Regions from separate parts of the Mus musculus genome. Here region 1 is linked to region 2. The links are chromatin loops, found by intact Hi-C in ENCODE. Cell type or tissue: left cerebral cortex. All regions are shown on one strand. Links, peaks and the distances in the headings refer to the core of each region. The heading gives the core; the rest is flanking DNA. Region 1 holds the start of Ggt6 (gamma-glutamyltransferase 6). Region 2 has its middle 47 kb from the start of Gm33249.

Region 1 (16,653 bases), core at 2,808-10,807, 1.1 Mb before region 2:
TGTCCCTACTGTGCAGCTGCCTCAGAGCCAGAGAGCTGCTAACAGCCAGCAGCAACAAGCCTGCCAGCAGGCGGGCCCAGGCTCCTGGCAACCCACCAACCTCGTTCCTGCAGAAAGGGGAGTCCTGAGCCAGGGATGGGGTAAAGGAGCACCCAGGAACCCCAAGAAGACCCAAGGAATGTTTCCCCCAAAGGTTTGATTTTGCAAGAGTATAAATTGGAGAGAGAGAGAGAGAGAAGAGAGAGAGAGAGAGAGAGAGAGAGAGAGAGAGAGAGAGCCCAGGGCACTGCATTGGCAAAGACACAGAGGTAGGAAAAAGTTGGAGAAACTGAGGCTGGCTTGGAGAGAGTGTCTAACAGAAGAGCTGGAGGAGGCAGGGGTGGCCAGTCAGTCAGAGGGAGACCTGGAAGGGGCTTGGCACATGGGGAGAGGTGGTTGAGGAGCAGGGTTCATCCAGGTGTAGCCCAGTCCCAACCCGTCCAGCAGGTGCTATGGCATGGAGCTGGGGTGAGGCTGGGAGAGCTGGGGCAGTACTGGGTCCAGCTTGATACAGATGTCTAAGATGTCTTCTCTTAAGATACACAGACCTTCCTCTGACTGACTGGCTCAGTCCCAAGTTGGATCTGCAGCCTAGAGCTCCCCTCCCCCCAAACTCATCTAGAAAGTCCCTGATGCTCAGCCAAGTGTGAGATTGCCTGACCCAGCTTAGGGATTCCAGAGAGAGGACCTTGCCAGCCGTCCAGCCTGAGTTATGGAGGTCCCCAGGCCCTTGCTGACTCACCGGGGGGTATTTTGGAGTCTCCTTAGGGAGAGGACCAGTGGCTCTGCTATCTCTTCCTCTTCCTCCTCCTCCTCCTCCTCTGACTCCACGCCAGGCTCCCAGAGTTGTAGCTTGTGATAGTGCACAGGTCCTGTGGTGGCATCCATGGCCCGTGCTACCCCAGATCTTTGCCGAGAGCCCTGACAGTTGACACTGCCAGAGAGGCAAGCAAGCAGGTTGTGGCTGGTGCTGGGTGGCCTTGGGGAATGGAGGTGGTGAAACAGAGAACAGGTCTGGGCAGGGCGGGGCTGGGAAGGCTGCTATGAGCCTGCCTCGTTAGGACTCGGGGCTCTTATAAAGGTTCCCCGAGCAGCTGCCATACAGAGTCACAATTTATACAGGTCTAGGAGGAGCCCAACACTATAGCTATAGACTAAGAGGTGGGGTGAGTGGAGTCTCTCTTTACCTTTGAGATCCCAAAGCTACTCAGGTCTCTAGGAATCGTGGACATGAATTAGAGCTATGGTTACAAAGGGTAGCCTAGGTGTGGCTTAGCACCACCAACCAGGTTATATTGTCAGGGGGTGTGGCTTCCAAGGAGGGTCATGGTCCAATCTTGGGCTACTATGAAATCTGGCGAACAGCTTGGGGGGTGAGGGCCATCCCTGGATGTGTCATGTGGCTTTTGTCCAGAAGGCGGAGTCAGAGACCTCTGTGGGGAAACAGTCTGGAAAACACGGTTCCAACCTTCTTCCTGGCATTCACATCAAGGACCTGTTCCTGGGCAAAGCAGTGCTATTTGCAACAGTCCCACATTGGAAACTATGCTAACACCATTGTCAGGAAAAACCGTGCAAGCCATTATTCAGGCACTGGGGTATCTGCAGCAGAAAGAATGAACAAGAGACAATTATGTGTAATATTGTACATGAATCAGAGGGAACATGGGGAGTGAAAGAGGCCAGGTAGGAAAGGGCACACATTGTGTGTCTTAAGCAAGGCTCAGAACAAGGTAAGACCGGTTAACGTTTAGAGTCAGAACGCAGCTGGAGTGCGGAACAGTCAGGGCATCTGGGAAGAAGCCAGAGAAGTCTTGTTTACCTTTCTCTCCTACTTTTCTTTTTCCTTCCTTCCTTTTGTCTTTTGTTTTCTTTCTCTCTCTCTTTCTCTCTTTCTTTCTTTCTTTCTTTCTTTCTCTCTCTCTCTCTCTCTCTCTCTCTCTCTCTCTTTCTTTCTGTCTGTCTGTCTGTCTTTCTTCGAGACAGGGTTTCTCTGTATAGCCCTGGCTGTCCTGGAACTCACTTTGTAGACCAGGCTGTCCTTGAACTCAGAAATCTGCCTGCCTCTACCTCCCAAGTGCTGGGATTAAAGGCACGGGACACCACACTTAGCTGTCTTTTTTTTTTTTTAAAGTACCACTCATATTTATTAATAAAACTAAAAGATCTTTTTGAGTTTTGTTTGTTTGGGACAAGGTCTCACTATGTATACTAAATCATTGGCCTTAAACTCAGAAATCTGTCTGCCTTTGTCTTCTGAGTCCTGGGATTAAAGGTGTGTGCCACTATGCCTGCCTTTATTTTTTTTTTATTACATTTCTTTCTTGTGTGTGTGTTTGTATGTGTGGTGTGTGGCACATGAGTGTCATAGCATGCATGTGGAAATCAGAGGACAGCTTGTGGCAGTTGGTTTTCTCCTACCATCTGGATCCAGGGGACCAAGCATGGTCAGGCTTGACAGTGAGCATCCCTATCCACTGAGCCATCTCAATGGCCCTTTGCTTGTTTGTTTTGAGACAGGGTTTTATGTAGCCCAGGCTGCCCGCAGACTCCTCACGTAGCTGAGGGAGGAATATGGCCTTGAACTTCTAATTCTCCTACCCTCAGCACCTCAGTGCTGGGATCATAGGCAAGCATCACCATCCCTGGCTCAATTAAAAGTTTAATATCAAGATGTGAGTGACAGGGCTGAAGAGATGGCTCAGTGGTTAAGAGCACTGACTGCTGTTCCGAAGGTCCTGAGTTCAAATCCCAGCAACCGCATGGTGGCTCACAACCATCCGTAATGAGATCTGATGCCCTCTTCTGGTGGGTGTGTCTGAAGACAGCTACAATGTACTCATATACATAAAAGAAATAAATCTTAAAAAAAAAGATGTGAGTGACAAATGAAAAGTTAATATCAAAATGTCATATGAAAGCAGGTCCTTTAGAGAAGGGGGCCTGGACTTTCCTATTAGACAGACATATTTGTTACAGTGATTTCTTTCTTCCTGTTTTGGTTTTTTTGAGACAGAGTTTCTCTGTAGTAGCCCTGTCTATCCTGAAACTCACTCTGTAGAACATGCCAGTCTCGAACTCAGACCCACCTGCCTCTCTGCTTCTGAGTGCTGGGATCATAGGCATGCGCTGGCTCTGGGTGCTGACCCTGACAGCTTCTGACGTGTCACATTTTCACCTTGGAAAAATCTTTCATCCTGGTTGTCAGCTTGGTGGGCTCCCAGCTGACATCTGTTAATGAGGGTGTTGGTCTCATGGGTGTGCCCACTGTGAACACAAATCAAGTGGCACATCTATGTATGCTTTTCTGCATGTACTTTGTGTTTTATGAAAACCTCGTTTTCTACACTAACATTGGCCATATCTCATAGAAGTTGAGACTAGAATAGAATAGCTGGTCAGTAGGTGATGTGTTTATAGCTAAAACGGGTCTAAAAGCTCAAGTGTGCGACCGCACAGCAGGATAACTGTAGGTAACAACCATGTATTATACCACTAATTATGTATGTATGAACCGGTTTTTTTTTTTTTTAGACAGTCTTTTTTATGTAGCCCAGCCTGTTCTCTAGCTTGAGATCCTCCTGCCTCAACTTCAGTGCTAGGATTACAGATGTGCACGACTTCATTTCAAAACTAGAAGGATTTGAATGTTTTTGTTTTGTTTTGTTTTTGTTTGGGGTTTTTTTGGGGGGGGGGGTTCGAGACAGGGTTTCTCTGTATAGCCCTGGCTGTCCTGGAACTCACTTTGTAGACCAGGCTGGCCTCGAACTCAAAAATCCGCCTGCCTCTGTCTCCCAAGTGCTGGGATTAAAGGCATGTGCCACCATGCCCGGCTGGATTTGAATGTTTTCATGACAAAGAATGTTTGTGGAGAAAAAGATTTTTACCCTCATTTAAACATTGTATAATGCATACATGTATCTAAAACATTACATAATATCACATTTATATAGTCTGTATTATCTTATCTCTAAAACTAATTATTTTTGTTTTTTAGAAAGGGAAGCTCTGGGTGTCCTGGAACTTGCTCTGTAGACCAGGCTGGCCTCAAACTCAGAGACTTCCAGACCACCTCTGCTTCCCAAGTGCTAGGACTGAAGGTAAAACACCAAGCCTGGCAATAATAAAGAATTTTTTTCCAATACAGAGTTTCTCGGTGTAATTTTGGCTATCCTGTAACTCACTCTGTAGACCAGGCTGATGGGTTCACAGAGATCCGACTGCATCTGCTTCCAGAGTGCTGGGGTTAAAGGCTTGCAACTCCACGCCTGGCCAAGCATATGTTAATTTTGTAAAAAGTAGTAGGTACAGGGGCTGGAGCGATGGCTTAGCCGTTAAGAGCACTTGATGCTCTTGATAATATGGGTTCAGTTTCCAGCACCTAAAAGGTGACTCACAACTGTCAGAACTTCATTTCCAGGGAATCAGATGCCTTCCTCTGGCCTCATTGGGCACAGGTACGCACTGCACATGGTACACATACATACATGCAGGCAAAACACTGATATACATTAAATTTTTCTTTTAAAAGAGATGCTGGGTACAGTCCCACATGCTTGCAATTGGAGCACTCAGAGCTCCTGGCAAGAGAGTTACAGGATCAAAGCTGCTTAGTGAGACACTTTTAAGAAACAAAACAAGGGGGTCAGCAGTTAGGAGCAGCCCCAAAACATACACTGCTCTTGCAGAGAACCTGAGTTCAGTTCCCAGCACCCATATTAGGCATCTCATTATTTCCTGTAAGTCCAGTTTTAGGGACCAACACCCTCTTCTCTTCTCTTCTCTTCTCTTCTCTTCTCTTCTCTTCTCTTCTCTTCTCTTCTCTTCTCTTCTCTTCTCTTCTCTTCTCCTCTCCTCTCCTCTCCTCTCCTCTCCTCTCCTCTCCTCTCCTCTCCTCTCCTCTCCTCTCCTCTCCTCTCCTCTCCTATGCATCCACCCTCTTGAACCCATATGCATGTACCCAAATACACAGATACACATCATTAAAAAGCAAAAGAAAAAAGAAAGCTGGGCATGGTGGCCCATGCCTTTAATTCTAGTACTAAGGAGGCACAGGCAGGTGGATTTCTGAGTTCAAGGTTGACCTGATCTACAGAGTTAAGTTCCAAGATGGCCAAGGCTACACAGAGCAACACTCTCTCAAAAATAAAAACAACAGAAAACAAACAAACAAATGATCAATAGCAAGAAAGACAGAAAGAGAGCTGGGCCGTGGTGGCACACGCCTTTAATTCCAGCACTGGGGAGGCAGAGGCAGGCGGATTTCTGAGTTCGAGGCCAGCCTGGTCTACAAAGTGAGTTCCAGGACAGCCAGGGCTATACAGAGGAACCCTGTCTCGAAAAAAAACAACAACAATAAAAGACAGAAAGAAAGAGAAAGAAAAAGAAAGAAAAGAAGGAAGGAAGGAAGGAAGGAAGAGAAAGAAAGAAAGAAAGAAAGAAAGAAAGAAAGAAAGAAAGAAAGAAAGAAAGAAAGAAAGAAAGAAGTTTGGGAAGTCAAGCATAGAAATATAATCCCTGTACTGAGGTGGTGGAGGCAAAAGGATTAGGAGTTCAAGGTCAGACTGTGCTGTCTGAAACATTGTCTCAAACAAAGCAAAATAAAACAAAAACGACAAGACAAAAGCAATCCCAGACAAGGCCCAGCGTTCCATCCTGAGCACTGCACAATGAAAACAAAACAGAGGGCTGGTGAGATGGCTCAGTGGGTAAGAGCACCCTACTGTTCTCCCGAAGGTCCGGAGTTCAAATCCCAGCAACCACATGGTGGCTTACAACCATCTGTAACAAGATCTGACTCCCTCTTCTGGACAGCTACAGTGTACTTACATATAATAAATAAATAAATCTTTTAAAAAAACAAAAAACAAAACAGAGACCCCCTTTCCCTGTTTAGGACAAGCCTGTCATTCCAACACTCCGGAGATTGAAATAGGGAGGCTGTGGGTTCATCAACAATCTAGGCTACATAGTAAGATCTTGCCTCAAAACTCTCTAAATAGCCAACTGTGGTGGTGCATGCCTTTGATCCCAGCACCAGGAGACAGAGGTAGACGGGTCCCTGTGACTTCTAGGCCAGCCTGGTCTACAGAGTGAGTTTCAGGACAGCCAGGGATAACACAGAGAAACTCTGTCGAGGGCAGTGGAGGGTTGGGGGTTGGACTAGGGCTCGGGGTGGAGTAAGTTCCGATATGCCATTGGGCACTAGCCTTTTCTTTTCTTTCTAACTTATTTATTTATTATTGTGCACACATGTACATGGAATGTATTTGTGGGAGATGCACATCACAGCATGTGGGGAAGTCAGAGACAATTTTGATCAGATCTGTTCTTTCACATTTACTCGGGGTCTGGGGATCATACTTAGGTATACACTGAGCCTTCTTATCTAAGTATTTATTTATTTAAGTTTTTTTTACTATTTTTGTTTTATGTGTATGTGCGTATGTCTCTCTGTGTGTTTTCACATATAAGTGCAGGAGCTTGAGGAGGAGTTAGGTTGTCCTGCACTTGGAGTTATAGGTGACTGAACTCGGGTCTTCTTTAAAAGGAGTATGGGTTTTTGAGCCATCTGTCAAGTCCTTTATTGAGGAAGGATCTCACTGTGTTAGCGTAGGCTGGCCTAGAACCTGTGATCCTCTTGCCTCAGCTTTCTAAGTGCTGAGTTCACAGCCTGTGCACTACCATGCCTAGCTTAAATCTTCTTACTTTTAGATCTGGAATATGGAAGTAAATGTTTGTTAGGTTTTGGCTGCTTCCTCTATGGTCTCCTCCCTGACACCAACAAGACCTTTCTACAGTGGGTTATTATTTCTCTTTTATCTTGGTGAGGGAAGAAATGTCTAGAAATTGGGAAGTGCAATCATATGAAAATTGGCCACAAGATGGCAGTGGCACACAGTGAGGCTTGGTTTGGGTGGAGCTTGGACCTGCCTGTCAAGAGGAAGTGCCTTCTACAGGCAACCTAGACAAAGTACTGCAGGGCCACCATCCAGAAAGGGAAAAGAGAGGGACCAGAAGGGGGATTTACACGTCTGGGTGAAGAGGACAAAGAACTGAAGGGCAACAGCGCCCTGGCCTCTCTAGAACTGTTGTGTGGTTAGACAGTACATTTTGTGCTGTGTATATTTACCACAAGAAACATCGAGAGGTGGGGAAGGACGCGCGCGCACACACACACACACACACACACACACACACAAATAACAATAATTTGAAAACAAGCCAATAAATTTCCCTAATTCACTCAAACTCGAGATTACTTAGAGTTAAAAAAAATTATTTCTACAAAAAAAATTATTTCTTGCAACTCCTTGTTCTGTTTGAGTAGGCAGCAGGTAATGGAAAAGGTGTGTGTAGGGGGTGGGGAGACAGAGAGAGAGAGAGAGAGAGAGAGAGAGAGAGAGAGAGAGAGAGAGAGAGAGAGAGAGAGAGAGGCAGAGACAGAGACAGAGACAGAGACAGAGACAGAGAAAGATGGAATTTATGTATCTGTTCTTGGGTTCTTTTCACTCCCTGCTTGGTGGCTTTTGTTTCCCCCAGAGCTGAAGCTGGCTGGAGGGGGAAGGAACAACGAAGCCCAAGCCACCACCACCCCCCACCCACCCCCCCATGAGTTGCACAGAGGTCTCCGGCTTTGTAAGTCACGTGGGTTTGGTACACAGCCGCCTCTAGGTGTTAAGTGGCTGCTGTGAGGGCCTACTTTGCCTCCAGGTGGCGCTCTTGGGAAACCTTTATTAGGGTTCTATTCTTGTCCTTCAGTCTGGCTCTCTTTTGTTTTATAGGATACAGTCATATTTCCACTCCCTGACAGATTTTAGAGGTGCTAGTTTTCAATCAGGCAACGTTCTTCACTTTATTATCAAAACTGTTACTAGTTAACAAGTCGTTTACCCATTGGAGTTTTTGTTTGTTTTTTTGTCTTTCAGGTAGTCTCACTATGTAGTCCTTGGAATTCATTCTGTAGACCAGGTTGATCCTCAAACTCACAGAGATCTGCTTGCCTCTGCCCCTGTCCCAGTGCTGGAGTTAAAGGTGTGTGCCACGACCTGTTTTTTTTTTTAATCAAATTTATTGAAGTCTACTTTGCATAATGTAAAATTCAGTGTTCATCTGTGCAACCATCAATCAACTCTACAGCCATTTTCAACATCCACAAAGTCACTCATACTCCTTTGCTTGCTTTTTATTAATATTTTCAACCTTTGGAAACTGCTGATATTATTTCTATCTCTAAACGTTTATAGGAATCATGTTTTGAGGGCTTAAATATTATAAAAGTCATATATCATACAGTGTGTACTTGTGTATATCTGGTTTCTTCCAATAGTATAGTCTTTAAGAAATTGAGATACATTTTTAAAAGAGTTACAATTAAATATATATGTATATATATATATATATATATATTTAAATAAATAAACAAAAGATCTAAGTGAATGGAGAGACATACCATGTTCATGGACCTGGAAACTCAATATTGTCAGTAGAGAACCATCATCTTGATAAATGGTCATCTTGTAGACTGTCATTCTTAAAAGATAATTCTAAAATCCAGTCCCAGATGTTTTTGAAAAAGAAATATGTGAGAAGACCAAAGCTATCCACTTTTTAAGACTTTTTACAAAGTTTCAGTAATCAATATGCTGTGTTTGCTGTATATTATAGACAGATAATGGTGGGGTAACAGTACAGAGCTAGGCTTGTTCATGGGGCTTTTGTTTGCTTTCAATGAAACAGTGTCTTGGTGGTAGCTCTGGTTGACTTGAAACCTGTTTTTAAAAATGTGTTTTGTTTAATTTTATTTATGTGTATGTCTGTATATATGTGTATGCACGTGTATGTAGGTACCCACAGCGGACAGAAGAGGGCATTGATCTGCTGAACCTGGAGTTAAAGGTGTTTGTGAGCTGTTTGTGGGTTCTGGGGTCTGAACTCAGGCCCTCTACAAGTTCTCTTAACTGCTGAGTCATCTCTTTAGAGTAATAATTATATTTTTTCCAAGTAATGAGTAAATTTCTTTGTGTGGTTTGGTTCCTTCCTTTCCTTTCCTTCCATTTTGAGACAGAGTCTTCTTTTCTTCTCTTTATTTTTTTATTTATTTAATGTATATGAATACACTATCAGCTGTCTTCAGACACACCAGAAGAGGGCATCAGATCCCATTAGAGATGGCTGTGAGCCACCATGTGGTTGCTGGGAATTGAACTCAGGACCTCTACTAGAAGGGTTTTAGAGCAATGTGTCAGTGCTCTTAACTGCTGAGCCATCTCTCCAGTCTTCCTCTCCCCCTTTTTAAAAAAATAATTTTGTCTTTGGGTTGTTGTTGTTGTTGTTTATTGGGGGTTTTGTTTGTTTTTAAATTTTTAAATTTATTTTATGTATGAGTGCTCTATCTGCATGTACACCTTCAGGCCAGAAGAGGGCATCAGATCCCATTATAGATGAGCCATCATATGATTACTGAAAATTGAACTCAGGGCTTCTGGAATTGCAGACAGTGCTCTTAATCACTGAGCCATCTCTCCAGGGTCTTCTTCATCCCAGGATGGTATCAAATTCACAGTGTAGCTGGACATGACCTTGAATTTCTAATCCTTTTCCTTCTGTTTCCTGGGTTTACAGACACGTGCCCCTATACTCAGTTGATGAAGTGGAGATTAAATGAATGCATGGCTTTAAAGTTTACTTAGTGTGTATGTGTGTTTTTGCCTGCAGGCATATCTGAGCACCATGTATGTACCTAACGCCTAAGAGAGGCCAGAAGTAGGCATCAGATCGCCTGGAACTGGAGGCACAGATGGTCATGAGCCAGCAAGTAGACGGATGCTGGGAATTGAATCTGTGCCTTCTGTGAGAGCAACCAGGACTCTTAACTGTTCTCTATCTCTCCAGCCCATAATGCAGGGTTTTGTGCAGACTAGGGGAGTATTCTACCAGCTGAGCTATATCCTCAGCCTACCTGGTGATTTTTAAATGGGTACTAGATGCTGTAAATTTTATGTTGCTGAGTGCTGTATTTTGATATACTCCTTTGTAGAGTGTTGGGTTTCATTCTGGCATGTTGTAAAACACTTGTGAATGCTCTTGATCCATTCAGACTTCCTTTGAAGCCTTATTATGGTAGGAAGACTTTATTTTGAGATTAATTAATTCTGCTACTAATGTGTGATCTTTCTGAGGACTCAATGCAGTGATTGATGGGTGACAAGAGCTTTTCATTAGACTATTTCTAGTCTTGTGTGAATTCCAGACATTTTTTGGCCTACTACTTTGTGACAACCCTTTTCCTGGCCTTGGGTATTTTGTTCTCACACAGGAGAGCATCAGTTCTTGGTTAACCCTCCAGCGTACTCTTGTGTAGACATCTGGAGGGTTTGTTTTTTTTTTTAACGATGCTTGTATTTTCTCAGTACGAAGGTTTTACAAATTGCTTTCCATTTAGAACTCCAGTCTTTTCCTCCGCAGCTCAGTGAGACTCCATGCTCTGTTTGGTATCTTCCTCATTGTATTGTGACCAAACATTCCTTGAAGCTCTGAGGCTAGGAGCTAGGATCTCACACAAATAATTTCTCTCTTCTCAGGGATCTGGGCGACCTGTTATTTAATGTCTAAAATCATGGCTTGTATATTTTCTCCATATTTCTTTCCTTTTCTGTTTCTCTTCATTGTTAGCCATTTTTCTAGATTTCTAATTTCTTTCAGGTGGACGATTTCTAAGGCAATCAATACCAGACATGGAAGTCACTTATTAGGTTTTTGAGACAGAAACTGGAGCCCAGCACAATGAGTTCTGTAAGCATCAAATAATAATTCTCTCCTGCCTGTTACGCCCCTGGTCACCTCTGTTCTATGTTTCTTCTTGTGCAGAAGAAAGTTTAATGCATGATGTCATTGTCTTGTGAAGGTGTATGAAGGAAGGAAAGAGGGCTGCTCCAGGGGGGGAGGGAAAGCTGAGAAGTCCTGCTGAGAGCATGGGTAGGACTAGGAAGAACTGCCAATAAAGACTCAGGAGCCAGAAGCTGGGGTCAAAGCCTGCTAATTCAGAGAGGCAGAGAGAGCACCCAGCTCATCTTCCTCCTCAGTCAACAGGAAGCTCTCCTCTCCATGGTGTCTCAAAACCCCTCAAACTGAATGTCCCTCCCATCTGCTTCCTGTGCCTCTCTCTATCCATCCTCCTGACTTCTTTTTATTCTCTATGGTTTTTTTTTTCCCTATGTTCTCTCACTGTCAACTTGGCCTCTTGACCTAAGGTTAACATTACTTAATCTTGTTTACAATAAACAGAACACCCTTGAATTAAGGGTGTGTGCTACAGCTGAGCCACACCACAACTAGAAACAGTTTTTTTCCAGTAATAACACAATCTTGGGGTTCACAGTGTGATCACATTTCCTGTAACATTGGAGGACCTGGAATCTAGGGCACTGGGTATTGACAGGGTGGATGAGAAAAGGGGAAACAAGGCTAGCCCATTTACAAAGCCACAATCCCTCTAAGAGTGTGAGACCTCTAAGAGTGTGAGAGAGTCTACCCTCTCTGGTAGACTCCTGAGGCAGCCGACCCCACATTCATTCTAGCTGTGTGAGTTACAACTGCTTAGACCCGCAGTGGTTCTCTGATGGGCTCTCCCTGACTCTACAGTCAGCAGTGTGGGAGGTGGGAGGGGCTGGATAACTACACCGTTCCTTCACCCTGGGACTAGAGGTGGTAGAGACCATTGGAAACCTTGTCTGTGTAGTGCACATATCTGGCTAGGCAGAGGTCTCAATGTGACAGAACACTTGGGAAAATGGCCTGTGCTATATGCTTTGAATGTGAAATGTCCCCAACAGAATCATGTTTTGAACACTTGTTCCCCAGCTGATGGTTCTGTTTTTGGAGGTTGAGGAGTCATTAGAACGTGGGTTCTACCTGGCAGACGTAGCTTATTAGAGCAGGCCTTTTGAAGATCAGAGCTCCCGTGGTCAACCTATGCACCCCTAGCTATGTGAACACAGGCACGCCTTTTCAGCCGTGGAGGACTGCGATCCCATGAAGCCGTGAGCCAAAATACACTTTCCGTCTCTTCCGCTGTTTCTTCCAGTTATGTCTGTCTGTCCACGGACATCCTTTCTTAGGCCACCCTGGATAAAGCAGACCTCACCTCTTCTGTCATTATGAACCACAGACCCTGATGCCATCTCGGCATGCCACTACCTGGCACCTGCAATCAGAGAACTTGTGCGAACATGGCCTGTCCGAATTGGAACACAAGCTCCTTGATGCCAAGGTGTTTCTTTTGTTTGTTGCTGTTTTTCCAGATCTTACCACAGTCCCTAGAAGACAGTAGGGTTCTGTGAATGATTGGCAACTAACTTAATCAATACATTCAAACATTCCCACTGTCACAGTGATGCTTTTACAACAGCCAAAGGTCAGGTGTGATCTAAATGCCCATTAATTGATAATAGATAAACTGTGTGGAATGTTACTCGGGTTTAAATGCCTCATGGGTGAATGCTGGGAATATTTTTATTCTGAGTCAGCCAGCCACAACACCACAAATATTACTGATCCCCTTAAGTGGGGTGCTGGAGTGGTGACATCCCTCCATCAAGGCCTTACCAGAAATCCTGGAGCAGAAAGGGGAGAGCGTGTTCTCCTAGAATCTTGGCTGAAGTCAGAGGTAAGGCTGAGACAATGTGAGCTAGGACTCGGGCAGCACCTGCTACACAGGGACCTGGACTGTCTTGCCAGCCCCACCCCACCCCATGCTGTGGTTTTAGTTGCAGCAGACAAAAACCCCAAATCAGTCATCACCGCTGCCTCTCCAGGTTTGGAGGATGTATTCCATTATTATTGCTTCCTTCTAGGTTCTTCTCAGTGATGATCAAGAACGTTTTTAATCTGTCACTTGCTCTTGAAACATACAGTTGTGTATTCAATTCTAAGTGTGAGTTTATTTTCCTTTATCTATATTTTCCTTTTTTCTTTCTTTCTTTTTTTTTTTCTTCCACTGTTGCTGATGAAGACTCTCATGCTAGAGTCTTGCCTTTTACCTTTAGGTAGCCCCCCCCCCCCAGCCTCTGGCACTGTGATTTCAATGCCCCCTCATCCCTTTCTGTTCTTAAGTTTCACTAAAATGTGAAACAGAAGTTGATTCTTTTTGTTTGGTTGGTTTTTGTTTGTTTTTTTTTGAGACAGGTTTTCTCTGTATAGCCCCGGCTGTCCTGGAACTCACTTTGTAGACCAGGCTGGCCTCGAACTCAGAAATCCGCCTGCCTCTGCCTCCCGAGTGCTAGGATTAAAGGCGTGCGCCACCATGCCTGGCTAAGAGTTGATTCTTGTTGTTGAGACAGGGTTTCTCTGTGAAGTCATGGCTATCTTGGAACTTGCTTCTTGGTAGACCAGGCTAGCCTCCAACCTGGAGATCTGCTGACTTCTGCTTCTTAAACGCTTAGTATTACATACAGTATGAGCTACCACACCTGGACTATATTTTTCTGTTTTTCTTTTTCCTTTTTTTTTTTAATTTGTGTGTCATGTGTGTGTGTGTGTGTGTGTGTGTGTGTGTGTGTGTGTGTGATGTAAGCTAGAGATCAATACTGAGTGTTTTCTAGAACTATTATTTTTTAGACAGGGTCTTTGCTTAACAGGCTAGCAAAACCCTAGGATCTGCCTGTCTCAACAACAAACAACAAAATAAGTCCAAGGAAAAACCGTGTACACAGCTGCAAGCCTGTCTTTCCCTTTAAAACAATTTTTAGGGGTTGGAGAAGTGGTTCAGTTGTACGATCACTGGTTGTCCTGGAACTCACTGTGTCGACCAGGCTAGTTTTGAACTCACAGAGATCCATCTGCCTCTACCTCCTGAGTGCTGGGATTAAAGGCATGCAGTATTTTTAAATTTTTTCTTAAAATGTGATTGGGTGCTTTGTGTGCATGTATGTCTGTGAATCATATCCATCCCTGGTACCAAAGGAAGCTAGAAGAGGAACTGGAGTTACAGACAATTGTGGACCACCATGCAGGTCCTGGGAATTGAACCAGGGTCCGTTAGAAGAACAGCCAGTGCTCTTATCTGCTGAACCATCTCTCCAGCTCCTGGGCTTAACTGCTGAGCTCTCTTTAGCCCTTGGACTTTTTTTTTCTTAATTAAAAAACAAACAAGTAAACTAAACTTTCAGTTGATTTGTGTGCACATATGTGTGTGTGACCACGTGTATAGATGTGTCCTATCACAATGCACATGTGGAGGTCAGAGGACAAATTGTGGCAATCAGTTCGCACCTTCAACTTGTGGGTCCAGGGAATTGAACTCAGATCATTTTTTTTTCTTTCTTTTTTTTTTTTTTTTTTTTATTTTTTGGTTTTTCGAGACAGGGTTTCTCTGTAGTCCTGCCTGTCCTGGGACTCAGATCATAGATCTTGACAGCAATCACCCAATCACCATTACCTGCAGAGTCATTTTGATAGCCCCGGTTCCTCATTTTTTTTTTTTTTTTTTGGTTTTTCGAGACAGGGTTTCTCTGTATAGTCCTGGTTGTCCTGGAACTCACTTTGTAGACCAGGCTGGCCTCGAACTCAGAAATCCTCCTGCCTCTGCCTCCCGAGTGCTAGGATTAAAGGCGAGTGCCACCATGCCCCGCTCCTCATTTTCAAGTTATCTACAAAGTGCATAAAACCTCAAGGCTGTCTGCTAGAGGCCTTGGCTTGGTCTCTGTTGGGCTGGACTCCAGACTAGGGTTTCCTCAGAGTGTCTACTGTGGCCTCCAACTCCTGTGAGTGATCCAATTCTGAGACAGTCCAATGAGGTTAGTGGCGTAGCTGAGGATCCAACCACAGGCACGTGGCTTAGTTTTTGTGGTGAGTTTGAGGGCTACTCTGGTTTTTATGTTCCCCAAGTGACAGCACAGGTCCCAATGCTAGACAGGCCCAGCCTCAGGCCTGCTTCCCCGTTTGTACCACAGCCCATACCCTGTTTTCAGCCTTGTTCTAGGCCCAGCCCTTGGGGTTGCCTGTCTTTCACTGTCTATCCTGTGAGAGCTTCTGCCTCTTTTAAGAAATATCTTGCCAGGTGTGGTAGCAACCGTCCTTGATCCCACCACTTGGGAAGTAGACACAGGAGTATTGCTTCAAGTCTGAGGTCAATCTGGGCCGTATAGCAAGACTGTCTGAAAAACAAACAAAAACCAAAAACAAAATAGAAACCTCTTTATTATTATTATTATTATTATTATTATTATTGAAACTATCACGCTTGTGTGTGTGTGTGTGTGTGTGTGTGTGTGTGTGTGTGTGTGTGTGGTTAGACACATGCCAGTGATGTGTGCAAAGGTTGGAGGACAACTTGTGGAATTTGGTTTTCTCCTTCTGCCCTGGACCCCGAGATTGAATTTATCAGACTTAGTGGCGAGCATCCATCTTTACCTGCCCTAGCCATCTTATCAGCCCTTTACAGACTTTATTGTATTTGTTCATTCATTTATTCATTCATTGGTCTGTTTATTTATATGCATATGAGTGCAAATGTGTCCCTCTCTGGATCACATATGTGTCATTTTTAATTCTTACACTCACTCCCACGTCCATGTGTTGTAGCAGGAGGTGGCTTCAGTCATCTTTGACTGAATCAATGTGACTTTTCTACATGTGGTTCAGCATCTGACAATCCCAGAGCTGATGTCACCCCTGCAACATTTTGTCATTACAACTACTCACCCCAAGTCTGTTTGGACTTGTTGTCTAGAGTCAGGCTTAGCCCCAGGCAATGGGACTTTGCTTTTGATGGTGCTGGGGGCTAGATCCTGGCTTCAGACATTTTGGGAAAGTTGTACTGTGGAGTTACACCTTGTCCCCCATGGTGGGGGACTTTCATATGCATATGAAGTCCCCTTTTATCTGTAATGGGAGTGGTCAGTGGGTTCTTAAAACCATGGATCTTGCTGAATTCTAGACTGGCTGCTTTTCTTTTTAAAATCGGGTCTCCCAGAGAAGCACAAAGCGGCCTTGAACTCACGGCATCTACCCTTCCTCGGCCTCCTAAGTGTTAGTGTTACAGGTATGAGCTACCACACCTGGACTATGCTCCCTTTTTCTTTTCTTTTTCTTTGCGTGTCCTGAATGTATGCGTGAGTATAAGCTAGAGGTCGGCATTGGGTTTTCTATCACTCTCTACTATTTTTTTTAGATCATTTTGGCTAGCTTGACTGGCCAGCCAAACCCCAGGATCTGCCTGTGTCTGTCTGCTTTTCACGGATGCTACAGATCCAAACGCAGATCCTCAAGTTTGCATGGTAAGTTCTTTACCCATGCTGAGCCGTATCCCCAGCCTCTGTCTTACTTTTCTATAATGAAATATCATGTGTGTTGGACATAGCTGTTAATAAAAATGGCTAGTCATGAAATAGAATAATGTAATAAAATACATCTGAATATAGCCTCTCAAAATATTTTATGATGTTTTTCCTGCTCTTTTTGTTTGTTTCTTCCTTTTCCTCATCCTGTCTAGGCACTGTCTCCTGCTCCTCCTCCCAGGGTCTTTTTTCCTTTTCTGTGTGTCTTACTATATGTTTCTTCACCTCCACCGAAAGTTTTCCTTTACCAGCCGATACTATCTGCTGTGACTGAGAT
Region 2 (16,653 bases), core at 5,059-13,058:
TCCCAGACACCTAGAGATTTGGCCTTCTCTGAAAGACTCCTCTCAGGGAATTCCACACTTGCCTCCCATGACTTAGTCTTCCACTTAGCACCTCTTACTGGGCAGAAGTCACAACTTGGAGCTAATCCCAGGCCCTCCTGAAGTTAAATCCTCTTGTTTTGATGAGCATCTACAGAGCTGGATGCACACCTCTTTTTTTTCCTAGTTCAAAAGCCTCCACATGAAGGGGATGGGGACAGGCTGAGTGCAATGGACATAGGGTATCCTGAGGGGCTCAGACATCCTCAATGTGATACCAGGAAAGCGTGAGGTTCTTGTCCCCTGCTTCCTAGCTGCCTTTAGAAGTGACTGAAGGAGTGACAGGATAAGCCAGCTAGAGGCAGAGGTATTGACTGATCATGCTGGAGGCACACTGCTCAACACATGGGAAATAGCACTATGCATACGGCTCATCCATCTTCAGAGTGGCCCAGAACCAGGCAGCCCTCATCTATAAGGCTGGAGTGGCTGGCCCAGTATTTGGAAAATATTGTGAAGTTCAAGTGAGCTGGTCCTACCAAGGGTCTGGGCAGGTAACTGATCCAACTTGACAAGTGCTAGGTGAAGTGGAAACTTCTAGTTTCTTTGGAAAGTTAGTCATGTCAAATGATGTTTTGTTGGGGCACACAGGTGAAAGATGTCTTGCTAAGCAGACACATGAAAGGATGCTTGATGGAGTTTAAATATGGCCCCATAGACAGTGGGAGATGAGTACTAAGCATTGGTTTGGTTTGCTCCACCTCACTATTCTTCACTAATGACACACATGTATTGGTTTGCCTTACATGGCATTGTTGAGCTTAACTTGGGGAAATGCTGCCATTGAGAGAAACTAACCCAAGAACTGCTCGTGAGGTTCCTGCAGCAGCTTGCTGCTTCTACAGCCTTGCCTCAGCCAATTAGTTGGCAAGCCTGGCAGTTTCTTCAACATTGAACTACAGCTTCTGGGTTGTTCCTGGTGTCTGCCTGCTGAAAGAACGGGTCTGTAGATGCCTGTTTGTGTGTGGTGCCTGCCTGCCTGCCTGCCTGTCTAGAAGACTGGTCTGTAGCTGCTGAGTTGTATTTGGTGTTTGCTACGGGACTGAACTGCTGCCAAAGAAGATCGAGGGTGCCCTCAAAGAACTATTTTTGAACAAGTCTACTTCCCTCAGATCTAATAACTTTTTTCTTCCACTACCTCTGCTGGGTGATGAGCTAGAGGGGAGGTTGAACACTTATTAAAAGTAGATTGCAAAAAAAAAAATAGGCCCACAGTTAGGAATCTGCCCCCTCCTTGGTTTTAAGACTGCTTTAAAAAAGCCTCAATTCAAAGCAGGTAAAGGATTTGCCATTGAGCGTGAGGACCTTAAATCAACCTTGGGATCCATACAGTGGAAGAAAAGAAACTGACTCCTGCACATGCTGTGGCATGCACCCTTGAACATACAATTAATAAATAAATGCAACAGAAACTCAATTCACCCATTTTATGCACTCACTGCCCATCTTGTTCTGAAGAGACCCAGTGCAATGTTTATATACATACAAAAATGGAAGATAAAAATAAAACAATTGTATTAACTTAGAACCCACATCAACATATATGAAGCAAAATAAAAATGAACAGGAAGGAGATAAGAGATAGTAGTTATAGTTTGTGTGAATGAAATGGAACTTTGCATGTACATTGCTAAGAATCAATTCTTAACTTCAAAGTTTCTGGAAAACAAATGGACACACACACACACACACACACACACACACACGCACCATACATGGGTCATGATTCCAAGGCCCAGGAAAGAGGGGCCAGACAGAGTTTGTAAAGGCCGGAAGCTGAGAATGAGTGAGGCAAACTATGTCTTCTGAACATGACAGGACCATTGTACCAATGAGCTAACAGTGGTTGTGGTTACTTAAACAAGACCTACACAGGACCAAGGCAGTAAACATTTTGGGGTGAGGGAAGCTCATGAGTACCTACTTCTTAGTTAGTTAGTTAGTTAGTTAGTTAGTTAGTTAGTTAGTTAGTTTCTCTTTGTAGCCCTGGCTGTCCTGGAACTCACTTTGTAGACCAGGCTGGCCTCGAACTCAGAAATCTGCCTGCCTCTGCCTCCCAAGTGCTGGGATTAAAGGTGTGTGCCACCACTGCCCAGCTAGTACCTACTTCTATTGAGGATTTATTGAGAGTTAATGGCTCTAGAATAGGTACAATCTATTTTCTTTATGCTTATGGTCACTAGTAGGTTGACCACAGTCCAGGGAATGGACCATACTCATTAACATGTGAACAGTACTAATTAGACTTTGTAGGACATGAGGACATGAAGTTTGGGGGGAGACATGGGGGTTATGCAGGAGAAGAGTACATTGTACAATATTCTCAAAGAACAGGAAAATGTTTTTATTCTCTGAGAATTTCATAAACACACACAGCACATTTCAATCATATTCTCCATCTTCCCCAATGCCTCTAAGATCCATGCTTTCCTCCCTACCCACCCAATTTTGTATCTTCTTTGTTATTTTTAAAATATACCAAGCCCAATTTGTGCTTTCTATATACTCTTGGATGTGTGGCCTTCCACTGGAGTGTGGCTGACCTTCCAGAACCCATATACTTAAAGAGAACTGACCCTCCCCTTTATCCAGAAGCCATAAATTATCAATAGTTCCTCACCCAGGGGTGGGAATTTGTGTCCATCTGCCATCTCTATGCTGGGATTCTGTCTATCTTGTACATTCTGTCACCACAACCTTTGTGAGTTCATATGTCCAACTTTTCTCCTGTGTCCAGAAAATAATTTCCTTGAGTCATCTACCACCTCTGTCTCTTACAATCTTTTTAGCGCCTCTTTGGAGAGGATCCCTGAGTTTTGGGAGGAGGGACTGTAATATAAATGTCCCATTTAGGGCTGAACATTTCACGGTCCCTTATTTTCTGTACCTTGACCAGAAGTAGATTTCTGCATTAACTGCCATACACTACATGAGAACTCTCCTCTGATGAGGGTTAATAGATACACAAATCTATGGCTTTAATAATAAGTCATTAGAAATCAGCTTAATAAACATAGAAAAATAATAGTAGCAAGGCTTCCATTAAGACCTACAACCACTGTAACCACAGGCTCTGGGTCCCAATAACAGTGACAAATATGAATTTCATCTTGTGAAGTGAGATTTAAATCCAACCAGAAAGCAGTTAGTTATTCCATTGACATTTCTACCACCATTGCACCAGTAAGTGTGTCTTGGCAGGCCAGTCATTATGGTAGCCCTCAAAGTTTTACAGCTATTTAAGGGTGATGATCACTTTCCCCTATGGTAGTGTGCATAACACTTATGAGAACTACAAAATCTAACCAGTAGGATGAAACTTCCATGTTAGTACCAGCATGTTTTCTCTATGTTCTATGACTCAAATATATAATCTCTTTAGCAATAGAGTCTTACTATCAAGTTCTGGAATATAACCAAACTCATTGGCAATAACTTATAAAGTCTGGGAGCAACTAAGGGAATTCCCTAGCCAATAACTCCAAAAGTTGTTGACACTTGGCTTTTGGGGCTTTAGCTTGTGGTATCTAATAGAGGCATTGCCACCCCATTCTAGAGTAACTACATTTAAACTCTGCCCAGACTGAATGGCTACATATAGAATGAAACAAGATCCTTAGCTCTCACCGTACAAAGCTCAACTTTAAATGGATCAAGGATCTCACCAGAAGACCTGATACCCAGAGTCTGATAAAGGACAAAGTGGGGGATGTGTTTGGATTCACTGAAAGAACTCTCTGAACAGGACACGAGTAGTACACTCATCAAGACAAAAAATTAATAAACGGAACCTCATGAATTAAAAGTCTTCTGCACAACCAAGGAAATCATAACTTGAGTAAAAAGGGCTGTCTACAGAATGGGGAGAAATCTTTCCCAGCTATACATGTGACAAAAGATTAACACATGGAATATACAAAATATTCAAAAAAAACTAAACATTAAGGGAACAGATAACCCAATTTTATTTTATTTTTTAAATTTTTTGCCAATTATTTCCTTTATTGAAAATAGATTCTTTTCTCTTTTTTAAATATTTTTATTACATATTTTCCTCAATTACATTTCCAATGCTATCCCAAAAGTCCGCCATACCCTCCCCACCCACTTCCCTACCCACCCATTCCCATTTTTTTTGGCCCTGGCATTCCCCTGTACTGGGGCATATACAGTTTGCGTGTCCAATGGGCCTCTCTTTCCATTGATGGCCGACTAGGCCATCTTTTGATACATATGCAGCTAGAGTCAAGAGCTCCGGGGTACTGGTTAGTTCATAATGTTGTTCTACCTATAGGGTTGCAGACCCCTTTAGCTCCTTGGGTACTTTCTCTAGCTCCTCCATTGGGAGCCCTGTGATCCATCCAATAGCTGACTGTGAGCATCCACTTCTGTGTTTGCTAGGCCCCGGCATAGTCTCACAAGAGACAGCTACATCTGGGTCCTTTCGATAAAATCTTGCTAGTGTATGCAATGGTGTCAGCGTTTGGATGCTGATTATGGGGTGGATCCCTGGATATGGCAGTCTCTACATGGTCCATCCTTTCATCTCAGCTCCAAACTTTGTCTCTGTAACTCCTTCCATGGGTGTTTTGTTCCCAATTCTAAGGAGGGGCATAGTGTCCACACTTCAGTCTTCATTCTTCTTGAGTTTCATGTGTTTAGGAAATTGTATCTTATATCTTGGGTATCCTAGGTTTTGGGCTAATATCCACTTATCAGTGAGTACATATTGTGTGAGTTCCTTTGTGAATGTGTTACCTCACTCAGGATGATGCCCTCCAGGTCCATCCATTTGGCTAGGAATTTCATAAATTCATTCTTTTTAATAGCTGAGTAGTACTCCATTGTGTAAATGTACCACATTTTCTGTATCCATTCCTCTGTTGAGGGGCATCTGGGTTCTTTCCAGCTTCTGGCTATTATAAATAAGGCTGCTATGAACATAGTGGAGCATGTGTCCTTCTTACTGGTTGGGACATCTTCTGGATATATGCCCAGGAGAGGTATTGCTGGATCCTCCGGTAGTACTATGTGCAATTTTCTGAGGAACCGCCAGACTGATTTCCAGAGTATAACCCAATTTTAAAACAGAGAATAAAACTAAACAAAGAGTTCCCAAAAGATGAAGTATAAATTTCTGAGAAACATTTTTTAAAATGTTCAACATCTTTAGCCATCAGAGAAATGCAAACTACTTTATCAGAGAAATTAAAACTACTTCCCCAAGATAGAATGGCCAAAATCAAAAGACCAAATGACAGCATATCCTGGTGTGAATGTGGGGGAAGGGGGGAACTCATTCACCACTGGTGTGAGTGCACACTGGTGTAGCAACTTTGGAAATCAATGTTGAGTGTTTGCTTATTTGTTTGTTTGTTTCAAGCTAACGATAGATCTGCCCTATAATCCAGCTATACCACTCTTGGGCATTCCAAAGACTACTATATCCTACTCTAGAGGTTCCAGAAATACCTACTCATCTATGCTTATTGCTGTTCTATTTATAATAGCTAAGAAATGGAAACAGCTTAGAGATGTCTATCTTAGAATTTCTGTTGCAGTGATAAAAACACCATTATCAGCTCTCAGCCAAGGTCAAGAGCTGGCTCCTTTCCAAATACAGGCAACCAGAAAAAAAAAAACTGAGTTCCACTGCTATATTGAGATATTCATGGCCCTCTCCATTGATCCTGTCTTCCAGAATGATTTAAAAAAATGGGAGTATCCTATACACAATCACAAACTCAGCTCAGTTCCTTAAATTTGGTACAGAAATATGGACAGAAAAACCTCTCCAATTTCATCAAGTATGTGGCTGGCCAAGATATAGTCCCCATGGACCCGTTCAAGGCTAGTAACTTATTCAAGAATAGGAACATGATACAGGTAGCAATTCAAAGGAATTCAGTATAGCAGGGAGATTTGGATCGTCTGCAGAGATAAGCAATATCAAAATATCAATGTCACAACTATGAAGGTCTGCTAGTCTGTCATCACACTACAAGTGAGCACCAACAAATGTGCCAGGAAGCCTGGTATGACAGCTTTGATATCAGGCAACATTTCTGGGACCCTAAGAACCACATCCTGCCACTCACATAACACTACATCATCAGCCTCCAGATGGGCATCAACAAGTTACCAGCCAGGAAGGCAACCTCCTCTCTAAAAACTAGCCTTTATGGTACCAGAAGATACCATGCCATGCAAGCTTCTAAGGGAAGAAAGCAACCAAGAATCCTACCCAACTATAATGCCTATGAACCTTAGCAATGACCAGAATGGCATGATAACCCTAAGGATGTAGTAGTGGCACAAACACCTTAGTGGTAACCAAGAGCTCAATAACAAAGACTGGCTCAACAAAGGATTTATTCCTAGTCCTGGAAACGCCCATGCTGCCAACAGCCAGAGCTAATGGAAACCATGGATTTTGGAAGAGAATGTCCAACTGCCACTTTACAAAACCAGCATAATCCCTAACTACATTTTAAATATTTGTCCTTATAAGTATAGTCCCCACTCCTCATCAAGAAAATTCTTTGCAGCAAATGAGGACCATTATAGAAAAACCACAATAAATCAAAATACAGAGTTGTGGAACACAGTCCCAACTGATAACATCCACAACACAACATTTTCAGAAATGAAACACAATTATTTGTGTCAACCCTAGCTGAAAACAAAACAAACAAAATTTTGCAAACCAGAGGTTGTGGAGGATTTCATAGTGGTAGCTATCTAAGCTGTGAAAGCCTGGGAATGGCTCACAGATCCACTTTTATAGCATGCACAAGTCCTAAGGAGCCATGCCCAGAAACAAAGAAGAGAAACCAGAACACTAACTTTTGACAAAGGCCACAGACACATTGTTTTAAAAGCAGTTCTGCAAAAACAGTTGCTCAGCAACTATCCAGTCAACTCTTTACAGACACAATCCCTGTTACTACTTATGGTGGCCAGTACTACTGTTTTTAAATATGTGATATAAGCCTTCTCCAGCTTCCTCTAAAATTCTTCTTGCCTCACTCCTCCATGGTTTACTATGGCACATGCCTTCCTTCTGTCCCCCGATCTTTCCAGATAAATATTCTGTTTGGAACATATTTCTGGTTTTTAATTTAGACTGGCACTGCCTAAATTCACAGAGATTAAAACCATAAGACACCGTGAGTCCCAATATCTTCCTTCGCTTTACACTAAAGAGGAGCCTAGAACAAAGAGAAAGGAAGGCATGGGGAAGGTGGGTGGGAGGTTTGTTAAAAACAAACAAAACCCTTCCAATTTACATAGTTCAGTGAGTTCACTGTTTCGCCTAAGCCTGAAAATATACCAGTATCAGGAAATGAAGTGTCAAATTGTTGGGATTGTGTTGTTGTACTTCTGTTGCTAACCACACATGGAAATGGTTTCCCACATCACCCATCCTGCAAGGAGGTTGATTTGGGCTTTATGTTAGGAAGTATACAGACATGGGAAGAACTTGTTCACTCTCTGAGGGGTGGAGGCCAGAAAGACCATGTCTCCTAGAGGTGGAGGTGGCTGGAAAATCTTAGCCCTGAGGAATGATCCCACTGGTGACAGCTAGGGATTAGTCCAGCTTCAGAGATGGCCTCCAAGAGCAGGGGCAGCTGAGAACACAGGAAACTGCAGCCAGTATGAGTGACTTTCTCCTGTATCTACCGTCCTTTCTGCCTAATCCTTCAAGAGAATCCTGTTCCATCATATCTCATATTCTGGTCTCAGCTATGCTCCTGGAAACAACATTTTAGGGGTGCTCAGGTGAAGAACAGCAATGTTACAATTGGTGGCTTAGAAATGGACAACAGCTCTAGGAATCTTGGGAAAATAAAGATGGGCATAGTGTCCAACAAGACAGGCTGTCCAAGTAGCCAGTGGGAAGACTTAGAACTGACTCCAGACTCCCCACTGGACAATTTATGAACATTCTTAGAAATAACTGAGAGGAAGGGACATATGAAAAGGCTGGTGCTATAAGTTGCCAGGGTAGGGATTCAAGTCATTATAATTTGAATAGAGAAAGCAAGCATCCTTTCTTATATGTGGATTATCCATTAATTTCCGGTTGAAACAAGCAAGAAACAAGAAATCATTTTTAAAAATGTACTTCTAAAAGGCTCTTCTGAGAGAGAGAGAGAGAGAGAGAGAGAGAGAGAGAGAGAGAGAGAGAGAGAGAAAGCAGAGATTCAAGGCAACAGAAGTGGGTGACTTTCAAACTTCTGGTCTCAGAAGAGAGACAGCCAAAGGGGCTTTAGAGTATAAGAATTCAATAAACAGAAAGTACTTGAGTGTCATCTAGTGGCCGTATTTGATATCTGCTTAGAAGGATAAAAAAAATTGTAAAAGAAAGAAAACTCTCTCCAGATCTGAAAGCATCTCTGTGTTGATGTTGTGTGCACTGTCTCAGGCACAGAGATGGAGATGAGCCAGAGGAACACATGACATGACCAACAAACAGGCTAGGTCTTACATTCCAAGAGCTTCCATGATATTTTAAGGTAGAAGTCATGCAGAAAAAAATAAAATGAGGTAAAGTTCTAGAAGTGTTGTTTCATAAGAGGGATGTACCAAGCAAGCCTTTGACTACTCTTTATTTCTAAAGAGTGTCAAAGCCAGTGCATGGTCTCTGAATTGAGCATGGTCTCTTGGTGTGTTCAAGGATTAAGGTGACCAAGAGGATCAAGGCACAGGGAGGAAAGTGAGGTAGAGTGTATTGCCAAAGAGCTAGTGGAGGTGGGGTGGGGGTAGATCATGTCCCATGGCTGGTGAGCCTCTATGGTGATTTCAATAATCTGTAGACAGATGGTTTAGACTAGGGTGAGATGAACTGACTATAAGATTAAGTGAAGACTGTGTGCATCAGCAGGGAGAGTTATAGAGCTAGACCACTGATTTCTTTGAGCACAGTGAGAAGGATCATGTTCCAAGTCTATTTAAAAGACTGTGTGGTCAAACAGGGAAGTGGCTCAGCAGGTGAGAGCATTTGCAGCACATGCCTAATGACCTGAATTCAATCTCTAGAACCCACATTAAAAGCTGGGGAGTGCAGCATGCATTTTTAATACTCCCAGTACTCCTATGGTGAGACGGAAAGTGGAGACTCCAGTAAGGTAGAATGTGAGAAATAGCTATTGAATGTTGTCCTCTAACCTCCACAGGCACAGTGGCATCCATACATCCACTGACTCAACCAACCAACCAATCAGCCAACTAGCTGTCCAACCACCCAACCAACCAGCCAACTAGCCATTCAACCAGCCAACCAACCAGCCAACTAGCCATTCAACCAGCCAACCAACCATCTGACCAGCCAGCCAACCATCCAGCCAACCATCCAACCAGCCAGCCAGCCAGCCAGCCAGCCAGCCAGCCAGCCAGCCAGCCAGCCAGCCAACCAGCCAACCAATGAATTTAAAAGTTAAGAAGTATAGTGGGGTTGTGTGATAAATGCTTCCCAGACAAGCACAAGGACCTGAGTTCCATTCCTAGCACCCAAATAAAAAGCACGAGGAATCTAGAGACAGGAGGATCCTTTGAGTTCACTGGCCAGCCAACTTAGCTTAATCACTAAGTCCACTAAAGGAGTCCCACATGAAGACCCAGCTATGCAACTGTTACATATATGCAGAGGGCCTAGCTCTATCCCATGCATGATCTCTGGTTGATGGTTTGGTTTCTATGAGCCACTATGGGCTCAAATTAGTTGATTTTATAAGTTTTCTTGTTTGTCCTTGACCCTTATAGCTCCCTCAATCTTTCCTCCCTCTTTTTCACAGAATTACCCAAGCTTAATGTTTGGCTATAGGGCTCTGCATCTGTTCCCATCAGTTGCTGGGTGAAATCTCTCAGATGACAGTTAAAATCATTAATAGTGTCAGGGGTGGTATCTCTTTCATGGTACAGGTCTCAAGTTGGGCCAGTCATTTGTTGGCCTACCCCTCAAATTCTGCTTCATCTTTTACACCTGCACATTTGTAGGCAGGACAAATTGTGGATCTAAGGATTTGTGGCTGGGTTTGGTGTCCCAGTCTCTCCACTGAAAGTCTTGCCTGGTTACAAGAGATGGCATGTTCAGGCTTCAAACCCTTATTGTTAAGAGTCTTAGCTAGGGTCATCCTCATAGATTCCTGGGAGTTTCCATTATCTGAGGTTTCTAGCTCATCCTAAACAAGCCCCCCCCCAATTCCAGTTGTCTCTCCCACTACCCTCTCTCTCCACCTCCTTCTCACCTCATCTCTCCTGTTCCCCTCCCCAACTCCTCCTGCAGCCAGTTCCCTCCCTCCATCTACCCCCAGTGTCTAGTCTAATCTATTTCCCCTTCACCATGAGACTCAAGTGAGTCAGGTGGTCCTTTCTTGTTAATCAGCTTCTTGGGTCTGTGGTTTGTACAAAACTTATCCTTTACTTTACAGCTAATAGCTACTTATAAGTGAATACATACCATGTTTGTTTTTCTAGGTCTGGGTTACCTTACTCAGGACTATCTTTTTCTAGTTCCACCTATTTGCCTGCCTATTTCATGATGTCCTTGGTTTTAATAGCTGAGTAGTAGTCCATTGTGTAAATGTACCACATTTTCTTTATCCATTCATTGGTTGAGGGACATGAAGGCTGTTTCCAGTTTCTGGGTATTATGAAGAAAGCTGCTGTGAACATAGTTGAGCAAGTGTTCTTGAGGTATGGTAGAGAGTTTTAGGACTATATACCCAGGAGTGGTAAAGCTGGGTCTTGAGGTAGAACTACTTCCAATTTTCTGAAAAAAAAAAGTTAAATTTATTTCCAAAGTGATGGTACACATTTGTATTCCCACCAGCAATAAAGCAGCACCCCCTTGTTACCTCTTGAGTTTTTATCTTACCAATTCTGATGGGTGTAAGATGAGTCGCAGAGTCATTTTGATTTGTATTTTCCTGATGATTAAGGATGTTGAAATTTTCCTTAAGTGCTTCTCAGCCATTAGAAACTCCTCTGTTGAGAATTCAAATCTTTGCCATACTTTTAATTGGGTTATTTTGGTTTGTTGAGGTGTGATTTTTTTTTTTTTTAGTTCTTTATATATCTCGATATTAGCCCTCTTTCAGATAAAGAGTTGGTGAAAATATTTTCCCATTTTGTCCTTTTGATATGTCCTGTGTCTTGCAAAAGCTTTTCAACTTTATGAGGTAACATTTGTTAGTTGTTGATCTTAGTGCCTGAGTTATTAGTGTTCTTCTATTCAGGAAGTTGTCTCCTATGCCAATGCATTCAAGAATATTCCACACTTTCTCTTCTATAAAATCAGGATGACTGTTGCCTCATAAAATGAATTTGGCAGTATTCCTTGTGTTTCTATTTTGTGGCATAATTTTAGGAGTGTAGGCATAAATTTTTTGGCAACCTACTTTTAATAAATGTTCAACCTCTCCTCTTGCCCACCAGAGGTAGTGGAAGAGAAAAATTATTAGGAAACAGGGGAAGTGAACCTGTTCAGCAATAGTTCTTTTGGGGTAGCTTGATCTTCTTATAGCAGTTCAGACCTATAGCAAACACCAAATATGACTTAGCAGCTGCAGACCAGTCCTCTAGGCAGGCAGACACCAGGCACAACCCAGAACTGTAGTTCAATGCCGAAGAAACTGCCAGGCTTGCCAACCAACTGGCTGAGGCAAGGCTGAAGAAGTAGCAAGCTGCTGCAGGAACCTCATGAGAAGTTCTTGGGTTTCTCTCAATGGCAACATTGCCACAAGTTGAGTTCAACAATGCTATGTAAGGCAAACCAATACACGTGTGTTGTTAGCTAAGAATAGCGAGGCAAGCAAACCAAACCAATGCTTGTCTCCCATTGACTGTGGAGTCATACTTATACTTTTTCATCACGGGTCCTATCACATGTTTGCTTTATCAAAACATCCTTTTTCCTGTGTCTACTTTAGAAAAACATTCTTTCATGTGTCTGCTTTAGCAAGACATCCTTCACCTGTGTACCCCAGCCAAAACATCATTTGACATAACTGACTTTCCAAACAAACCAGAAGCTTCCACTTCAAAGGAGTCTTTGGTATTAGCGCTTCTTTGAAAGTCTGATAGAACTCTGCACTAAAACTGTCTTGGGTTTTTTGTTTTTGTTTGTTTGTTTTTTGATTGATTGGTTTTTAGATTTTGTTGTTGTAGTTGTCTTGTTTTGGTTTTGGTTTTGGTTGAGAGTCTTTTAATGTCTGCTTCTGTTCCTCGGGACTTATAGGTCTATTTAGATTGTTTACATGATCTTGGTTTAGTTTCGGTAATTGGTGCCTATCATGGAAAACATCCACTTTGTTTAGATTTTCCAATTTTTTGGAGTACAGGTTCTTGAAGTAAAATCTAATGATTCCTTGAATGTCCTCTGTGTCTGTTATTATGCCCCCTTTGCATTTCTGATTTTGTTAATTTGGGTATTTTTTCTTAGCCTTTTAGTTAGTTTCGCCAAAGGTTTGTCTATCTTATTGATTTTCTCAAAGAACCATCTCCGTGTTTCATTGATTCTTTGTATTGTTCTCTGTTTCTAATTTGTAAACGTGACTTTTATTTGCCAGACATATGTCTTTTCACAGCTTACTGCTGAATAAGCTCATCCCTTACAGTTCTTTCTGAACTCTGGCTATCTCATTCATCTCAGCTGTTCTGGCTCATTCCTCTCCAAGATGACATATTCAAGGCTTCTCTCAACTTCTTACTGAATTGCTTTGCTTGGCAATTCTGACTTTTATAATATGTTTTAATCTCTGGCTCCTCAGTTTCTGGCTCCTTCTATCTTCACCTGTGTTCTATCACCTGCCTTTGTAAAACTATTCTGCTAAAAGTGACACATACCACCTTTCTCTCCCGGTGCCTAAGGTAGTCTCTCTTTCCTGTGCTGTTCTTGTAACAGTAAGGTGTATCTTATCTCTGACTCATTCTGCCAAATCTTTCTCTAGTTCATCACTTTGTCTTCTCCTCAGTTAGATGTCTCTTTCAAACATGACTACTTCCTTTTACAAACCAATTTTACCTTATTCCAGCCAGAGGGATTAAAGGTGTGTACTAAGGGTGAGTCTGTATTCCGGATTACACAAACCTAGGTTTATGGATGTGATCCCTTGTGACAGTAGTCATGTTCATGGACTAAAAACTCTCTATATGATTTTATTGATTTTAGCCCTGAGTTTTATTCTTTCCTGCCATATACTCTTCTTGGGTGTGTTTGATTATTTTTGTTCTAGAGATTTCAGTTGTGCTGTTAAGTCACTAGTATGAAATTGTGGAATATCACTAAATATTTTCTTTTTAAAAAAATATGGTGTACTATCAAAGTAGACCTACGTTCCAGAAAAAGACATCAGATTCCATTATAGATGGTTATACACCACCATGTGATTGCTGGGAGTTGAACTCAGAACCTCTGGAAGAGCATACAGTGCATATAACTGCTGATCCATTTCTCTAGACCCCTTACTACTTTCTTTATGAAAGCTGTTAATATAAAATTTCCTTTTAGTGATTCTTTCATTATTTTCCATGAGTTTAGATATGTTGTGCATTCAAATTAATTTATTTCTTTATTTTTCCTTGACCCACTTTTCATTCACTACAGAATCATTCAGTTTCCATCTTTTTCCAACATCTCATGGCTTGTTGATTCTGTTATTGTTGAAGTACAGCTTTCATCCATCGTGGTCTGAAAAGATACAGGGGGTTATATCAAATTTTTCATATATGTTGAGTTTTGTGTTGGAAAAGATTCCATGTGGTACTGAGAAAAAGTATATTCTTTTTTTTTCCGAGACAGGGTTTCTCTGTGTAGCCCTGGCTGTCCTGGAACTCACTTTGTAGACCAGGCTAGCCTCGAACTCAGAAATCCGCCTGCATCTGCCTACCAAGTGCTGGGACTAAAGGCATGCACCACCACCACCCAGCTCAGGTATATTCTTTTGTGTTTGGGTGAGATGTTCTGTAGATATCTGTTAGGCCCATCTGAGCCTTAAAATCTGTTAGTTCTTTTTGTGTGTGTGACACTTTCATTTATTAGATATTTTCTTTATTTACATTTCAAATGTTATCCCCTTTCCTAAAATCCCCTATCCCCTCCCCCTCCCCCTGCTCCCCAACCCAACACTCCCATTCCTGGTCCTGGTGTTCCCCTATACTGGGGCATAGAGACTTCACAGAACCATGGGCCTCTCCTCCCATTGATGACCAACAAGGCCATCCTCTGCTACATATACAGCTAGAGCCACAAGTTCCACCATGTGTTTTCTTTGATTGGTGGTATAGTTCCAAAGAGCTCTGTGGATACTGGTTAGTTCATATTGATGTTCTTCCTGTGGGGCTTCAGACCCCTTCAGCTCCCTGGGTATTTCTCTAGTTCCTTCACTGGGGACCTTGTGCTCTATCCAATGGATGACTGTGAGCATCCACTTCCGTATTTGCCAGGCACTGGCAGAGCCTCACAGGAGACAGTTATACCAGGCTCCTGTCAGCAGGCTCTTGTTGGCATTTGCCTAGTGCCTGGGTTTGGTGGTTGTTTATGGGATGGATCCCCAAGTGGGGCAGTCTCTGGATGGCTCTACTCCAAACTTTGTCTCTGTAACTCCTTCCATGGGTATTTGGTTTTCCCTTCTAAAAAGGATTCTGGACTTCTGGGCTAATATCCACCTATCAGTGAGTACATATTATGTGTGTTCTTTTATGATTGGGTTACCTCACTCAAGATGATATCCTCCAGATCCATCCATTTGTCTAAGAATTTCAAATTTTCATTTCTCTGTTTAGTTTCTGTCTGAATGACCTATCCATTCATGACAGTGGGGTACTGATATCCCTCACTATCAATGTTTGAGGTTTAATATGTGATTTAAGCTTTAGAAATGTTTTGTTTCTTTTATGAATGTGAACTTACACTTGAGGCATAGATATTCAGAATTGAGACATCATCTTGGTGAATTTTTCCTTTGAAGAATATGAAGTATCTTTCCCCGTACCTTTTGATTAATTTTGGTTTAAAGTCTATTTTATTAAATATTAGAATGGCCACTTGAGCTTTCTTCTTGAGTCCATTTACTTGGAGAATCTTTTGCCAGCCCTTTATCTATTGGTACTGTCTATCTTTGTTGCTGAAGTGTGTTTATTGTGTGCAGGAGAATGATTGATTTGGCTTTCTAATCTATTTTGTTAGCCTGCATCCTTTTACTGGAGAATTAATGATTTAATTAATTAATTAATGTCAAAAGATACTAAAAACCAGTGATTTTAATTTTTTAATTTTTTCCTATTTTTATTAGATATTTTCTTTATTTACATTTCAAATGCTATCCCGAAAGTTCCCTATACACTCCCGTCCCCCCGCCCTACTCCCCTAACCACACACTCCCACTTCTTGGCCTGGCGTTCCCCTGTACTGGGGCATATAAAGTTTGCAAGATCTAGGAACCTCTCTACCCAATGATGGCTGACTAGGCCATCTTCTGCCACATATGCAGCTAGAGACACGAGCTCTGGGGATACTGATTAGTTCATATTGTTGTTCCACCTATAGGGTTGCAGACCCCTTCAGGTCCTTGGGTACTTTCTCTAGCTCCTCCATTGGGGGCCCTGTGTTCCATCCTATAGATGATTGTGAGCATCCACTTCTGTATTTGCCAGGCACTGGCATAGCCTCACGAGACAGCTATATCAGGGTCCTTTCAGCAAAATCTTGCTGGAATATGCAATCAGTGAGTGCATATCAAGTGACTTCTTTTGTGATTGGGTTACCTCACTAAGGATGATATCCTCCAGATACATCCATTTGTCCAAGAATTTCATAAATTCATTGTTTTTAATAGCTGAGTAGTACTCCATTGTGTAAATGTACCACATTTTCTGTATCCATTCCTCTGTTGAGGGACATCTGGGTTTTTTCCAGCTTCTGGCTATTATAAATAAGGCTGCTATGAACATAGTGGAGCATGTGTCCTTATTACCAGTTGGAACATCTTCTGGGTATATGCCCAGGAGAGGTATTGCTGGATCTTCTGGTAGTACTATATCCAATTTTCTGAAGAACCACCAGACTGACTTCCAGAGTGGTTGTACAAGCTTGCAATCCCACCAGCAGTGGAGGAGTGTTCCTCTTTCTCCACATCCTTACCAGCATCTGCTGTCACCTGATTTTTTGATCTTAGCCATTCTGACTGAAGTGAGGTGGAATCTCAAGGTTGTTTTGATCTGCATTTCCCTGATGATTAAGGATGTTGAACATTTTTTCAGGTGCTTCTCAGACATTCCATATTCCTCAGTTGAGAATTCTTTGTTTAGCTCTAAACCCCATTTTAATGAGATTATTTGAATTTCTGGAGACCAGCTTCTTGAGCTCTTTGTATATAGTGAATATTAGTCCCCTATCAGATTTAGGATTGGTAAAAATCCTTTCCCAATCTGTTGGTGGCCTTTTTGTCTTATTGACAGTGTCTTTTGCCTTACAGAAGCTTTGCAATTTTATGAGGTCCCATTTGTCAATTCTTGATCTTACAGCACAAGCCATTGCTGTTCTGTTTAGGAATGTTTCCCCTGTGCCCGTAT

What was found. Hi-C counts contacts between places; a loop is a spot of excess contacts. Peaks named below come from ENCODE experiments on the same cell type or tissue, not always from the same donor. Only the 100,000 strongest peaks of a DNase experiment are listed, where the experiment ranks them.
Region 1: it touches region 2 in a loop (5-fold over the local background); 4 of 42 quality-filtered maps call a loop at or near these places.

The regions. Positions count from the first base shown.
Region 1 is chr11:72,419,893-72,436,545 of GRCm38, reverse strand. Ggt6 (gamma-glutamyltransferase 6) reads right to left here and starts at 1,020. Exons shown (of 4, transcript NM_027819.2): 1 at 782-1,020; 2 at 1-107. The coding sequence starts at 927. In left cerebral cortex, for the core only: CTCF peaks have their summits at 6,919 (motif pointing right), 7,759 (motif pointing right) and 9,446 (motif pointing right); DNase peaks (open chromatin) are centred at 6,949 and 7,745; H3K4me3 peaks cover 303 bases.
Region 2 is chr11:71,329,361-71,346,013 of GRCm38, reverse strand. It overlaps the pseudogene Gm17874. Among named protein-coding and RNA genes, the nearest start is that of Gm33249, 47 kb to the left of the region's middle. In left cerebral cortex, for the core only: a CTCF peak has its summit at 8,402 (motif pointing left); a DNase peak (open chromatin) is centred at 8,469.